2 separate regions of the Homo sapiens genome follow, and region 2 is linked to region 1. A link is a loop called in an ENCODE intact Hi-C map of the cell type or tissue named here. Cell type or tissue: PC-3. All regions are shown on one strand. Each heading gives the region's core, and the rest is flanking DNA. Links, peaks and the distances in the headings are about the cores only.

Region 1 (7,952 bases), core at 1,254-5,253:
AACAGGGAAAATGTATCTTTAAAGAGTAAGGAGACAATACTTTAAAAATAAATCAATCTATAACAGGAAATAGACTATATTTTAAAATACCTAGTCTGCAGGTAAATGATTATTTTAGTAAAAGCATTTACAGATTACTTCGCTTCTCTTTAAAGGTAACACCATATATTAATTCAGCAACCATATAAATATTAATTGAGTACTTTCTGTGTGCCAGGCACATGATGTTAGTGATGAGCCAGTGGCGCTTACATTGTCATGGAAAGACTAACAAAAACCAGCCAAACGAGTACATATAATGTCAGTTGGTGCTGACAGCTATAAAGAGAAACAATTAAAGTAAGCAATAATAAATTAAAGGGGTGCTGGGATGGTTAGCAAAGGCCTGTCTGAGATGGTGACATTTGCACAAAAGCATGAGTTAGGTTAGGTAAGAGTGCACCTTCAATAAAAAGAGTGCACCAGATAGAGGAAACAGCCAATGCAAAATTCTGCAGCAGGAATATGTCACCACGTTCAAAGAAAGGCAAGGTGTGATGAGGAAAATGAGAAGAAATGATATTGGAGTAGCCTTCAGGAATCAAGTCACCCTAAGGCCTTGTGGTTATAGGACTTACAGCTTTATTCTTGGAGCCAAGGTTGAACTGACATGATCAGTTCTGCATATGTGTGACATGATCTGGTATACACTTCAGGACTATTTTGACATTGGGGGGTAAGAGTATAAGCAAAGCAATAGGATGCATGGTATATGGAAGCCAGAAAGAAATCTGAGGCTATTCTCAATCTGGAAAGCAGCAATGAGCCACAAGAAAAAAGAGCTAAGTTGATTCAGCCCTATCTTGGAAAGATCAGACTCCAGATAGAAGTTTGCCTTCATCCTGGGGGCTGCTCTGTATGATGGTCAAGCTGGCATGTGTCTAGGGAGTGAACCAGACAGTAAGAAGAATGTACCTCTTGGAGTGAGGAACTCTCTGCTGTGTTGTGGATTCTGTCTCCACAAAAGCAGGATCCAAAAATATCTTGAGACATACTCTGGTTCAGGATGTAATGTCAGGATGCTCCACCAGGTTCCCAAAGTTACCTAAAACAGAGGGTCTTAATTGAGTTTGCTCCTTTCTTTGATTGGGGTTCCCAAAAGCCATCCCTGAGATAATATTAATATATTGGGGGAAGTAGAAGAAAATCAGAGATGGGAGAGGGAAAGGGAGAGAGAGAAAGGAAGGCAGCCCAGAAAGGATGTTTCACAAAATCAGCTACTGCTGTGAGCAAGTGGAACCTAGACTTGCTGGAGACTGCTGGAAAATGGGGTGAAGCACCTTTATCCTATCCAAGTGGCAAGGAAACCGGGTGTATATGCAAGACTCCTAGCAATCATTCATCTGGCCTGCCATGAGTGGCTAACCTAGACTTAGATACCAGAGACTGTCCTTAGGCAAAGAGTAAGTTGGGCTGCTCTGCCCTGAAGGAGTAAGGCAGGAACGAGTAAGGAGTAAGAGATGTAGAGATGGTACCCACAGTATCTGCTGCAACCACCCCTCAGGGAAATTGCTGTTCACTCAGGCTACCATACAAATAGCACCCCTTGGGGTTTTGCAACATGCATCTTGTTCATTCTCCCCCTTCTTGTCCCCCGCTCCAGTCCCATCTCTATGATATTTGTTGTGCAGGATGAATTCACGCTTCTCAACATCTAAGCCTTCGGCACACCCTTTGGTGGAATTCAAAGTTTCTGCGGAGCAGAGAGCAGTAATTAACAGTGAGACCTTATGATGAGCAAATCACAGGTCAGTAATAACTCAGTTCTTGGGGAATTCAGTCATGGGGAAGCAACAACTCATAGCTCAAAGTCAGATTCCCTTCTATTTGTAACAATTTCTGGGTGAAGAAGCTTAAGAAGCTAGTCGCATTTTTCCCGGATACTGGCAGCCATTGTTTCTCTCTTTTTCTTTCTCCATTAAATAGTACATCCGGGGCACCTGTGTCCCACATTATTTAACAAATGATGTTCTCATTTTGGCAGGCAACACAGAAAAATATGGTTCCTTTACAGGATTTTCCTTGTGAGCTACAATTTTGATCCAACACCACCATTGATCTGGAAGAAAATTATGTATAATAGAGTTTTAATTAGACTCTGAAATGAAGTGTGTGTGTGTGTGTGTGTGTGTGTTTGGGGTTCGAGTGTGGATGTATGTGTATCCATACGCTCGCATAAAAATGGTGACCCAGTTTTAACTCTACTGGTACAAGCGAAGCTGTTGTAAGACAGAAATGACTTCATCAGGAAATCCTCATTCAGACTTCCAAATATACAAATAGATGCCTTTTATTCCACTGTGAATCAAAATGATGCCATGTCCTGTAATTAAGGATGTTATTGACCAGGTTGAATGGGCGCCAACCATGCCTTGCCTTTGTTTCTATGACAGTCATTTCAAAGTTCAGCATCTTAAGTCTGATAGTCACCTTATTTGGCAAACATTCAGGAATTCTGCTTCCAGGTTTATTTCAGGGTGACAGAATTTTCATTTAATCTTTATCTCATGTTAGGAGACACGTTAATTGCTTGAGGCCAGACACACAAATATTTGTGTGCTTGAGGCAGGTTACTGTGCAGACAAAAATAGTCATAGATGAAAGAAATATATATCCTAACATAGTGACTTGAGCTAAACTATCATTGAGCCGAAGGTTTTTTTTTTAAGTTGTCAAATGTAAATATATGTGGGATTGAGTCAATAGATAACATTAGCTTATTATTTCTTTCCTGTGGAAGCCATATGCAACCATTAGTCTTTTTAAATATTAACTTCTCAAACTGACCAGGTAACTAGCTCCTGTGGGTTCTGTATAATGGTAGGATGAAATGGTCCGTTGAACCAGCATCTTGGGTGGGAGGGGAGCAGAAACACATTTAGAGCAATGATACAAACACCTCTGAAATCAGCAACTCAACTCTCAGATACACAGGGCCTGTGTGGAATCTCCTCCTTCGGGGGCACTCTGCCCAACTTCCCCAGCTGCAGGAAAGAAGACATCACCCTAAACACTGAGAGAATGCCTGAACTTGCCGTGTCTTCTCTCTCGCCTGCTCGTCCACCCCCATCAAATTCTATCTTTGTTTTAGGCCATGACTCACAACCCACCCCCACCCTTCAGTCAGCTGTGACTCATAGCAGAGGCCAGATAAACTGAAGGCTGAACAGCAGGGGTGGGAGAGAGCTGCAGTGGTTTTTTTTTCCCTCTTGCTTTTTTTACCCAGTGAGAAAAGCTAGGTCAAATGGTCAAGTTGTGGGAATCTTTGAGGGTTTATGTGTATGTGTGTGTGTGTGTGTGTGTGTTTAATTTGGGGGAATTCCTGCATTGACTGGGGGATTCAGCTAGGTGTACTCTTTGAAGGTAACAATAATATTGTGGTTCCAACTTTTACCATTGAGAATAATCTAACTTTGATTGCAAAGATGGCCTCCAATTTTTTTTGAAACATTTTTGGGATCCTTGCCTTTTGCAATGTGACTTTACTCCCATTAAGGCATCGGGTCTCTTTTCCCTCCTTTAGAGTCTGGGGTTGGACATGTGACTTCCTTTGGCCACCAGAATGTTGCCAAGAAGTAAGTGATGCACCAGTTTAGGGCCTAGGCCTTAAGAAGCTATGCGTTTTCCTGATCTCTCTTTTGTGCTTCTGTTTTGCTGTGATAGGCTAGCCTGCTAGAGGATGGCTGCATCGTGCAGCAGAGCCAGGTCACCAAGGCCAGGGCTGTCCTAGATCAGCCACACTGCAGCAGACAGACCAGTGGACTCTAGAAAATTGAGTGAGCCCAGCTAAAATCAGCCAACCCTGGTTCATTGATGAGGACCCAGCTGAGCTGCCCAGCTGACCAGTAGCTTTGTGAGGACCCAAGAGCGAGCTGTCCAGCTGACCTGTAGCTTTATGAGAAAAACAAAAATAGGAACAAAAACAATATTGTGATTTTAAGCTACTGTGTCCTCCCTTTGGCCCTTACTCTGTAGAGACTTCACATGATTTACTTCGCTATCTTTTTTTTTTTTTTTTACTTTCTTTTGAAAGAGTTCCCTTACCCTATGACTTCAACACTGACCTTTCTCTAAGGAGGATGCTCTCATACGTATCTTTATCTGTCCTCTCCCTTGCAAGCGTGTCCAGCCCGTGGCCCATAGGCCACAGGCAGCCCAGGATTGCTTTGAATGTGGCCTAACACAAATTTGTAAACTTTCTTAAAACATTATCAGATTTTTTGGTGATTTTTTTTAGCTCATCAGTTATTGTTAGTGTATTTCCTGCATGGCCCAAGATAATTCTTCTTCTTCCAATGTGGCCCAAGGAAGCCAAAAGATGGGATACCCTTGCATCTTGAGTTTTCATCTCATGTCCCCAGTTACCTCCTGGGCTCTTTCTGTCGGCTGTCTGGGTACTGCTCATGGAAGAAATGTCAGCAGGAAAAGGAGAGGTCTTGTCTTCAACCCACTGCTGATGCATTTCATAACTTTTGGCTTCTCAGGGTCTTTGATGTTCCTGTAAAAGACATGCCAGTTAACAACACTAAGTGATCACACAGATAAGGGACACTTGTAATCAGCCTCAAAATCACTGGGCCTAATTCCCGTATTGAAATGGAAACCTGTAGAAGCATACGTACCTGCTCCCTCACCTGTCTATGCTTAATTAAAATAGAGATTTTGAGGCTCTTTCTTGGAAATTCTATTTCAGGAGGTATGGGTTAGTTTTCCAGAAATTCACTTATCATTTGGACACTCCATCCAGACCTCCTTCAGGATGAAACTCATCCTGCCTTTCAGGAGGTGAAGAACCCTGAGGTGGTAGGTTCAGGCCTCAGAAGTCTTCACTGCACAGGAGAAAGGAGGGACTCCTCTCTTGGTGTAATCATGGCTTTAATCGATGAATGCTTCCTTGTAAAATACTCTGTTGCACCCTCCTACATTAACACTGGGCTTATCCATGTGGCTTGCTCTGGCCAATGGAACAACTTTATATTAATATTATGTAATATACGTGTGTGTCTATGTATGTGCATATATATATATCTTACACACACACACACTATGAGAAAAGTGTTAAGATTGTTTTGGACAAAGAAGATTATGGATGAGTACGGTTAAGTTCCTTTTGGTTTTATACTGCTATCCTAACCTGTCTATTCAACCAATCATCTATCTATCAATCCATACATTAAATATTTACTAAGTACCAACTACATGCCAGTCCCCATTATAGGCCCTCAAGTTACTAGTGTTCTAATAAATAATTTATTGAAGCCCTTCTCATCCTTTACTAATCCGTTTTAACTCTAATACAATATGCTGAGATTTTACTGGGACCTGAAGTGTTCAGATGTGCTACAATAAATCAGGTTTGATTTCACTTCATGTGGATACCTGGTTCTAGTTTTTACAGCAGATCTGGCCTCTTGTATTGGTGGGAGGATTTACTGCCTATATATTTTAATTTAAGGGAGGCTTAGTAGGCTTCCTTTTTCTCTTGACCTCACCCTCCCAGCCCTCTCTCAATTGTTAACTGATGGTTTGAAATGTACATGTGTTCATTCAAGTTCTAAGGTTTTGTTTTCTATTAGACACGCCATCCAACTTTTATTAATATTTTACTTTTTTACAACTCTACCATTTCCTACCCCCCACTCACCCCACATCTTACCTAGAATGGGTTCCTATCTATTCCTTACAGAAGCCACACACACATATATATAATGCTACACATATATATAATGCTGTGCCAAGGCCCAGTAGATACCAGTAAGTCAAAAAGTTAAACACAAGAAGTCAACCTCAGGGAATGGGGTGGCTGACTGTGCAGTGTTGTGAAAGAGGAACACAATCAAGAAACGACTGTACAATTGTTATTGCCAGGCTTACACTACTAGCTGAAGTGTGTGAAGCAGACCAGGCACCCTCTCTTCACTTGTTCTCTGCCATGGGAGGCTGACCCACATGGACTATGCCGGCGGGTTTTGTCTTCAGTAGGTTCTCCCAGAAGCAGGCCCTGTGATAAGGACTGTAGTGTGTATGATTTACTTCGGGGATAATCCCAGGAGGCACCAACAGAGAAGCAGCAAAGTGAGACAGGGAAGGGACTAAATCCAATAATGAGTGTGTAATCAAGCAAGTTCTCATTGTGGGCAACTGTTGAGGATCCTGCTGGAACTCAGGGAGATGGTGCAGGGTGAGGAAGCTGCTATTTCTTCATTTCTTCACTAACGTGTATGAGTTATGGGTTTCAGGTACATCAGCTTTCTGATGCATTTGCTGTGCACATGGGCCAAACATGCTTGTCTGCTAGAAAAACAAAAAACAAAAAACAAAAAACCCTCAGGCCAAATGCCTCAGAGTAAAAAGCCTTCCCTATTTATGTGAATGACAAGGGGATGTGGGCGGGGCTGCTACGTAGTTCAGGTGATGAGTGGCACCAGCAGGAGATTCGGAGAGTGGGAGGAGAGTGAGGTCCTGGGATGGGTTCTCAGAGTATTGCTCTCCCCCGCCCCACCTCTCCTCTTACCCTGCTTTAGCTGCACCCTGAGGAAGCCCACAGCTTGTGTCAGGGTGTCCTTCCCCCTGCAACTCCATATCTGGTTTCCAGTAACTGCTCTCTGATGTTGCCCCTTCTGCCCTGGCACGCTAACCACTCTGGGATGTCGAGAGCCCTGGGATACTACACAATCCCCTCTTGCTTTTCTTAAACCACACCTGCACCTTTGTAAAAAGTCCTGTTACTAAACAATCCTTGATTCACCCATTAAAATGTCCCCTTTCTTTCCTGCCTGATAGAAGTGATACCTTTATATCTGGGTAGTCTCATTAATACCTCACAACAATCCAGTTGTTATTATTTTTCTTCTTTTGCAGAAGCACAACTCTGAAGTAAGTCACCTAAGGCCACGCAGCTAGGAGATAAATGAATCAACATTGAAACCCAATTTTGTTGCTTAGTATCCCACATTCTCAAACTATATTATCTGTCCTTATTGTGAATAAAAAGTGTTCTTATTAACACTACATTCTTGGCTCAGTGCTAAGCTCTGTGGCCCATTGTCCAGCACTTGACCAGGTCCCCGGCAGGCACTGAGCCATTTGATGCAGAGGAATGCTGAGCAGCGTGAGGCCAGGCAGGCCCAACTGGCCAGGTGACGCCTGGCCAGATGGTTCCTCCCCCCGGCGCCCCCAGAGGCCACTATTGAAAACCTGAAAGAGACAAAAAGCCTGTGGAATCCTCCAAGGGGACCAGATGCTGCTTAGGGAAAACCTCTCCACACTGTGGCATCAGGGAACGGGTGGTGCAAGAGAAGCTTCAAGAATGATGAACAGAACAAGAAACTGCCTCACTTGACAATAAAATAAATGCCCACCACCTCCTGTTTCCTCGTTAATGATTATTAAAATGATCCTGGTACAAGATTAATATTAAAAACTGATGCTTAGTAATAAACTTCTCACAGCTATCTTCAAGATTTCCAGGGAGTAATAGCTGAAAGGGAAAACTGAACAAGAGGAGTCTTCCTGTGTGTTGTAGTGCCTGGGTGTGTATTTCTTTCCACTGCTAGTACTTTTGTTGGCAAATAGTGCACGCTGTTGGAGCCTATCCCCCAGACCTTAAGTAGGGGCAGTGGGTCGTGTGGGATGGAGCCCTATCAAATGGGGCTGGACTCTGGTTTTGTCTGCTGTGACCCCGGGGGTGCCCGCTGGGATCTGTGAGCAGGCAGAGGCCGGTGGGAGCACCCTCCGCCTCCCTTTGTTCCGCCGGGCTCCAGCCTGCAGCAGCTGATCCGGTTATTATGCTCCTGAAAAGAATTTCTAGGTGGCCACAGTGACCATAAGGAGCAGAGAAACCACGAGGGCTGCAAGCCACGAAGAGCAACACATCGGCTATTGAGCACTAATCCCACCCATAATTAGAGGAT
Region 2 (7,952 bases), core at 2,211-6,210, 340 kb before region 1:
AAAAATGCAGGGAGAGAGATTGGTAAAGGGAGGGGTGTGTGTGTGTGTGTGTGTGTGTGTGTGTATGAAAATGGAGAAAATAGAGCAAGAGAGAATGGTCAGATTACCAAAGGCATTTACTAAAAGATGGCAACTGGAGAAAATTTTGTGACCTCTGAACTTGATACCAGACGGAAATGGAAGCTTCAAGAAGAGACCAGGAAGCGAAGATCTGAAGCATCCTTAGAAGGGAGAGGGCTGCCATCCAGGGATGGAAAGAACCTTGGCAAAAGAGGTGGAGAGAAGAAGAAAGAATGAGCCTTGGAATCAACCAGGAGGAAAGAAAATTCAGAGAAACACCGTGAAGGCCAACACTTCAAAGATTTATGTTTTTATGCTGCTACATGAAAAGTTAAACTTGGAAGAAAAGAATGTTCTGAATCATTTCTGCAAAGGAAAAAGCCATCTTGGAACTGTACATAGGAGCTAAAGCAAATGGAGGCTGTGTGATGATGAATCCAAATTCACCACATCTTCTTCCAGACTTGAGGGCTGCCTGGGCCCCTGTGCCTACCACTCCCCGCAACCCATGCTAATGTCATACCCTTTGCAGTGGGGAGGAAAGACTGCCTTGACCCAGTTGCAGAGAGCTCAGAGGAGGGAGGCACCTGCCCAAGGGAATGAGCTCAGATCCTCTGATAATGGTGCAGCTGGAGGCCTGGCGGAGGTCCATGAGGGTCACCATCAAGGGCTTTTGTCGTGCTGAAGGGTGTGTTGTCCAAGCACCTCGGGTGGGTGCTGAGAATATTCATAACTCATTCCCGATTGTGTTCATTCCATTTGCTGACTAATTATTTTGAGACTTAGTCAGAGGGAAGGGTTTTGGCTGTTCCCTTCTGTGCACAAAACATGAGCCTCCACTCTCACTAGCTGGGAGAGTCAGCCCTTTTCTCCATCATCAGGCAGGTTTACAAATCTCTGCTGTAAGACTGGCCACCCCTCTGTCCAACCTTCCACTCCCTCAAAGTTCCTTGGTGCCCTTGCTAGAATAGGCCTGAGTGCACAGTGTGCAGAGATCTCTAGGGATTCTTCCATCCTCTTCTCTCCCTTCTCAGCATGGCACCCCATACAGGGGTAAGAAAGGGAGTTCGGGCTCCTTCAGTTTCCATCCTATCCAACAACTTGGTGGCTCCCAATTAGATTAGCTCAGAGAAAAGAAAACCTCCAAGGAGTTCCCACAAGCCAAGGGCTGGGCCCCGTCCCTGGTGCCACTGGGTCACCTAGCCTGCACTTTTTTTGAGTGTGTGTGTGTGTGTGTTTAATATGACAGTTCAGGCTTGAAAACCAGTACGTTTGGAAATATAAACTAGATGAAAACAAGCTATAATGAAAGTGAAAAAAAAAGATATCAGTTTACTGTTGATTGAAAATCAGGACCAGATGAGATTGGGAGGCTCCGGGCATTTAATTTGCTAGAGGAGGTCACTTCTTGGAGAAAACCAGGCCCAGGCTACATTGGCTTCCCATCAGCAATATTGTGTTTGTTTATTTGTGCCCTTCCCTGGTTTGTGGAGGGAAATAATGAGCCAGCTGGTTTTCAGTTCTTTCTGCCTTTCTATATCATGGAGTGTTTCATTTCATTTCATTCTGTTTGGAAAGGTGGGTGGATAGGAAAGAACATCAGCATGACTAGTAACCCAAGAGTCCAGTTTGTTTCCTAAAAAGCATGGGATGCTCGAGAGGGAAAGAGAGGTGTCAGGAAGCAGGAAGGATGCTCAAGCATCAGTCAAGCGAATTAACAAATCCATTACCTCAGGTTGCCTTTTTCTTTTTGTGGTAACAACATAAAATCTACTATAAAATCTACCCCTTTAGCAAGTTTTCAGTGTATAATACAATATTATTAACTATAGTCCTCAAGGACAAAGAAATTTTGGTATGTATATGCAATGGAATATTATTAGACCTTAAGAAAGAATATCCTGCCATTTGCAACAATATGGATGAAGCTGGTGGACATTATTTATATGTTCTTTTTAGCATCAGCACAAAAACACTATCACATAACACAATTAATATTAATTCTTTAGCATCATCGAATATGCAGTTGGTGTTCAGTTTTCCTTGATTGTCTCAAAAATGTCTTTTACAGTTGGCTTTCCAATCAGAATCCAAATAAAGTCCATATATCTTTAATTTTCTATAAAGACATTTAATATTTTTATTACTTAATTTGTTTATTGTTTTGTTAATTAGTTTGTTAATCATCTGTATGCACCCTTTAAAGCCCCATGAAAATGGAAGTTACCTGAGTGCTACCCAGTCTCTGTCAATTTCGTACATCAGAGTCTCCCAGCACCTGGTGTAGCACTCAGGTGCTAGATCCTCGGTAAGTATCTACTGAAAGAATAAATAATGAATGAAAGGACAAATATGTTTGTATATCACTTGTGTATATTTAAAACCTCCCTTTTGGGCCCCATAATGCATAGGACTCCTGACTTGATTCTTTTCTTCTTGCTCAAGAAAAATGAAAAAAATGTGAAAACTGAGCTAAAAGTTATGAAATTATCTTGAAGTAGTCCTCAGAAAACTATGCTAACTAGTAACATGTTCTAACAAGACTGAGTGATAAATATACAAAGACAACCTTTTTTTTGTTAGGTGAATTAAAAAAGGTTGAATCAGCTTTATTTAGAGTAATTTATGAAGTAAAAGCAGACTAAAAATGTGTTTACTTTTAAAATCTCTAATTCTATCAGCACCTATCAAAAGAATTTCAGATTCTTTTGAGCAGGACTTCAATTTAATTCATATAAAATTATGTAACGGGAATGTTTTTATCCATTGTCACAAATATTACAGGAGTTATAATTCAATCTTTTAATGAATTACTACTTTGAAATAGCAGGTAGCTGAAAAGACAATCTGTAGGGATATGAGGAAGTGTCCATGAAATTTCAAGGTTACATATCCTACTATCATTCCAGAAATAGTATGCTTGCAGTTTATTTTTTGTAAATTCAAGAAAATCTTACAAAATTCTTATGAGACTGAGTGATTCAAAACCTCTTTCCTTTCAGGCTCATGCAAAATTCTCACAGGTGATCTAAAAATGCAAATTTTGATTCATGGGACAAGTAGAATCCTTCAGATCTTGTAGTTGGCTTGAGTGCTAGCATATGGCCTATAGTATTAAGGCGAAATGGAGAAAAAAGCGTGAAAAGACAAAAGACAATTTATGCGAGCCTCAGGACGAAACTTGGAAAAAAACTCAGTTTCTACCTTCTTAATTCAAACAGCCATTAAAAGACTAATGACTACATAATATAGCATTAAAATATCCATGCACAAACACACACATTTTTCATTATTTTACCCACATTATGCATGTGACCTCTGTACATAAAATATAAAAGAATGTCAGAAATAGCAAAGTTGCCAAGGTTACACAGAGACTGCTATTTTAGATGATCTAAAAAATTTTAATGATCGCACACATAGATCTGAGAGATGCAGAGGCACACAGCTGTAGCCTTAGAACCCAGCTTTATTTACCATCTGTCTGTTAGCACCATGAATCTTGGCTGAGAGCTGCTCTGCAGATCTGAGAATTCTGTCTTCTTTTCCAAGCACTCTGGGCTGAGTTTTTCAGGGGATTAATGGAACCTAGAAGTAATGTTTCCCTGCTCCCAAACTTGGGGCAAAACAAGGGCAGGTTATTAACTTCAAGGCAGGTTATTAACTTAGTTATGGGCTCTTCATATGCTTTTGCTTGTAACTGTGTGGCAGACTAGACATTTAGTCACTTACCTTCTGTAAGGGAAGTCACTTAATGTAGATGCTCAAGGAATCCCACGTCCAAATACGGTCATTGCTGAATTTGATGGGAGAAAAAAAGGACTGTATTTTTGCTGGCTAATGCGGCATTTCTGGATGTTCATTAAGCTGTTAAAAAATGTGAAATGATGACTCACTGTGAAGCCTTCCCAACCCCCTTCCCTGCTCCAATTTGCCTGCGGCTTGAAGGAATGTATACTGACTTGAGTTAAAGAAGAAACTTGTGGTTTCCATTATAGTCTGTAAACATCGATTGCTGAAAGCCTCAAGTGTGCTATCATCTCCTGCCACACACATGCTTTATATACAGTTCATCTTGGAAAACAGATTGGGAGAGCACCGTGTTTACAACTCCAGAGTAACCCAACTAATGGGGGGCTGGTCTGCCTGGGGGTCTCGAGACCATCACTGTTAACAGTGGAGGTCCCCTCTGATGTCTTTTAAGCCAAAGTATCAAGAGAGAAGCCAAAGACAAGCCTCATTAAAGAAAGATCTTCCTGGTACCCACAGTGGTTCTTTGCTGCTTTATCATCAGCAAAAGAGACATAAAAAAATCTTTGCTTCTCTTTTAGGTTGTATCCTTAGGCCTTATTCTTGATGTCATTGAAAAGTTGGTTTATCTATTATTTCCAAGGCCACTGGCAATGCTATCATTTTTGATTAATGATTAGTTTATGGCTAAGTAGTATTCCATGGTTAGGTGATGGTTATATTGAAAGCCCAGATTTCAGCACTATGTAATATAGCCATGTAACAAAATTGCATTTGTACCCCCTAAATCTATTTTTAAAAAGTTTAATTTAATTATGCAGGAGTGGCAGCAGAATGCAAACCATCCAGGGAATTATTCTGGTAGTGCCTGATGGATTTAAATAATACCAAGAGAAAGACTGCAGAGGGTATCCTGAGATTTGCATGACATCCTGACCAGGGTTGATAAGAAGAGCTAAATGGATAAGTTTCTTCTGGAAGGAGATATCATGGATGTGGTATGGGTAGAAAAAGTACAAGATGCAGCATCAGAGGATTCGAATGTGCCTTCTGGCTTTGACATTCAGTGGCTTTGTGACCTAGGGCACTGCTTCTTAGACATTAACATGGGTACATATCACCTGGGGGGTTTGTTAAATGCAGATTCTGATTCAGTAGGTGTGGGTGGGGCCTAAGGCTGCCCACCCTGGTCATCTTGCACCTGGCTGTGAGAAATAGAGAACCTGGCAAGGCTCCTAACCCACGTAAGTCTCAGTTTCTTCTTTAATAACACGGGGTTTAGAATGATGCCAACCTTCCAGGGTTATTGGGACTCATGGCACTGGTAAGAGTTCCTGGCACAGGCACTGGCATGGAGAAGACAAGTATTGGATATTGGCTTTGGGATCCCAGAATCTTAGTGATTAGTGATGGAAAACATCTGAGGAAGGACCTAGTTTTAACCCCTCATTTCACAGGTGAAGAAAGCAAGGTGTGTGTATGGGCTCAGTAAGACATGACAACTGTGCCTGCTCTTTGAGTCTAAATAGAGGTCCAGTGGACAGAGGTGTCTGGTTTGTATTTATGGTGGGTGTGACTTGAGTCTCTGGCAACATCTGACCTATGATTTGATATAAAATGAATCATTGTTGCAAATGTTTCACTTCCCTGCTCTTTCTCCACCCCCCTTTATTTATTTATTTATTTTAATAAACGAAGGCAGTCCTATGACAGGCCATGCTAATATCTTTTATTCCAAACAGAATGGGCTAGGAGTCAGTGATTTCATGCATATGGAGCTAAAAGTGTTTGCTTTTCCCTGATGTCTCCCTTCCCACCCCTCCTGACTCTGAGCTTTCACAATCCTTTCCTCAGCTCTTAAGAATGCTAGGCAGGCTAGCTGTCATCCTCAATCAAATAACATGATCAGTAAACACTATAAAATTATACCTTTCTGCTTTGCAGTAGTGGAGAAGGTACTAATGATGCAATGAAAGCTAATTAAAAACTCATAAATCTCACAGTCTTTTGAGTTTGGTGAGTGGCTAAGAAGAAAGGGTTGATTCCACAGCCTGCTTACTAAGAACTCAATGGTCCTTATTAGGAAGTAGCTCTCACTGTCTGCTTCTCTTTACTGAGACTTGTACAGTTGTTGAAAGAACTGCCACATGGCTCAGCTTTGAAGAGGGCCATGCTTACTAGGTTTCCCAGTTTTTAGTCTTGTATTTGCTATAACTCACTGTCAGCTGTCAGAGCCAGTTGTCTATGAGTATGATGCTAATGATGTTGGAGGCTTCACCCCAGACATGTGTGTAGGACTCCATACAAAAAGACAGTTTATTCTCTGACCTAAGACCGCACAGCTCATGATGGCCTAATTTCCTTGAACATAAGGAGGTCCAGGAGAGAGAGCAGATGGCTGGCTTGATGGACCCTGAAACCTCTGCTGGGCAGAAAGAAGACCCATGTGCTGGGAAACATGGGTCAGTTACCTCATCATAGTTTATAAAGGGTAGCCCACAGCAGTAGATGAAGGGAAATAGGGAGATGGTGTGTTCTTCAAGGGATGGCAGAGGGAGATATATGGGTTTAGGGCAAGCCATAGGATTGAATAATAGAGATGGCTGGGGATAATGGGACCCCAAACCTGAATATGAATAGTAGTATCTTCACTTCCTGGTTATTGTTTCAGGAGGGCAATTACTAACTTTACCTGGTCTGAAGTCCTACCTGACCAATATATAGATCTTAAGGCACCATCTGAGGACTTCTAGACTCTGAGGGTCCTAAGCATATGACTGCTGGTGAGTGATAAAAATGTAGGAAGTCAGTAAGTCTGACTGTAGAGGCCCCATTGCTTTGTAGAAACAATGATTAGCAACCAGCAGAGTGGATGTGGAAGATTGCAAAAATGGCCCGAATTATTCACCCTTCCTGTTTGTTCTCCCATCTCTTGAATCTGAGCTGGCCTTATGAGTTGCTTTGGCCAAAAGTCTAGTGAAAGTGATAGTGTGACATGTCTAAGCCAAGGATACAAGAAGCCTTGAACACTTCCACTTGTTCTCCGGGACTCCTGTGACCATCATGTAAACTTCCTGCAGGAAGATGAATCATGGAGAATAGCCATCCCAGTTAAGTCCATCATAGACTACTCAGGCCCCAGTAGGTCTATCCTGCAATGGGGCAGATATGTGAGCAAGTCCCGTGAAGATCAGTTTAGCCCATCCAAGAGCAGAGGAACTCATATATTTGTGAACTAAATAAATTCTTGGTTTTTCTTTCAACATTTCTTAATGAGAAATTTCAAACATACAGAAAAATTAAAAGAATTGTAGAGTGAACAACCATATACCTAATATTTTACTGTTTATTTTTTTAAATCACATATCCATCCATCCACCACCATCCTTCCTTTCATCTATCAATCCATTTCCTTTTTTCATGGTGATCATTGTTTTAAGCTACTAAATTTGGGGATGATTTGTTATACAAGAATTATTTTTGGTAGTAGGTAACTGATACCAATGACATAATATAAAAGAAAGCTTATTTTGGGAAATAAGTGAAGATTCCAAGAATGAAGTGGCTGATTTGGGCTTCTTTGCATAACAGTGTTTTCTTACTAAAGGGTACTGATGAGATCTACTTTTCTGGGAGGAAGAATTTTGACCAGAAGTTGTGAAATGGCTCAGGGTTTATCTGCAAGCAGAGGACCCTTACCAGACTATATTACTTCCCTGTGCTTTGTGACTCCCCAGCAGGTAGGAATGCTCATGACTTTTTGACTGGAAGAGTAGATACTTAGAAAGCAGCTGTCCATGGGGATGAGGGGGAGGAATGTCCCTTACGTATGCATTCACTTCCATGGCTTCTAAGTGCTTCACACAGGTATATGCTCATTTTTACATCAGTCTCATGAGGAAAATGTCTTATAGATTTGGAAATCAGATCTCAGAGAGGTTTTTCATCTGCCCAATGTCAGTTTAAGGTCGATCTAAGACTCAAACCCAGGCTTGTACATTTTACATTCCAATGCTCTTTCCATACTAAACTCTGCTTTTTCGTTGTCATACAAAAAAAAAAGAAGAAGAAGAAGAAGAAGAAGAAGAAGCATGGCAAGTGAAATTCGGAATAAGAAAGATGAAAAAAGAGAAAAGAGGCAT

What was found. Hi-C counts contacts between places; a loop is a spot of excess contacts. Peaks named below come from ENCODE experiments on the same cell type or tissue, not always from the same donor. Only the 100,000 strongest peaks of a DNase experiment are listed, where the experiment ranks them.
Region 2: a loop joins it to region 1, with 6 times the contacts of the local background. A loop is called at or near these places in 6 of 110 quality-filtered maps.

What each region holds. Positions count from the first base shown.
Region 1 is chr20:11,264,346-11,272,297 of GRCh38, forward strand. It overlaps LOC124904960 (a long non-coding RNA gene), which reads left to right and starts at 1,698. Exons shown (of 2, transcript XR_007067724.1): 1 at 1,698-1,787; 2 at 6,901-7,402. LOC339593 (a long non-coding RNA gene) reads right to left here. Exons shown (of 2, transcript NR_038972.1): 2 at 2,314-4,537. RefSeq lists an enhancer at 2,401-3,600 and a silencer at 6,316-6,610. In PC-3, for the core only: no CTCF peak of the experiment used is centred there; DNase peaks (open chromatin) are centred at 2,386 and 3,166; H3K4me3 peaks cover 741 bases; H3K27ac peaks cover 2,615 bases.
Region 2 is chr20:10,919,151-10,927,102 of GRCh38, forward strand. No RefSeq gene overlaps it. Among named protein-coding and RNA genes, the nearest start is that of LINC02871, 100 kb to the right of the region's middle. In PC-3, for the core only: no CTCF peak of the experiment used is centred there; DNase peaks (open chromatin) are centred at 4,001 and 5,631; H3K4me3 peaks cover 1,053 bases; H3K27ac peaks cover 2,692 bases.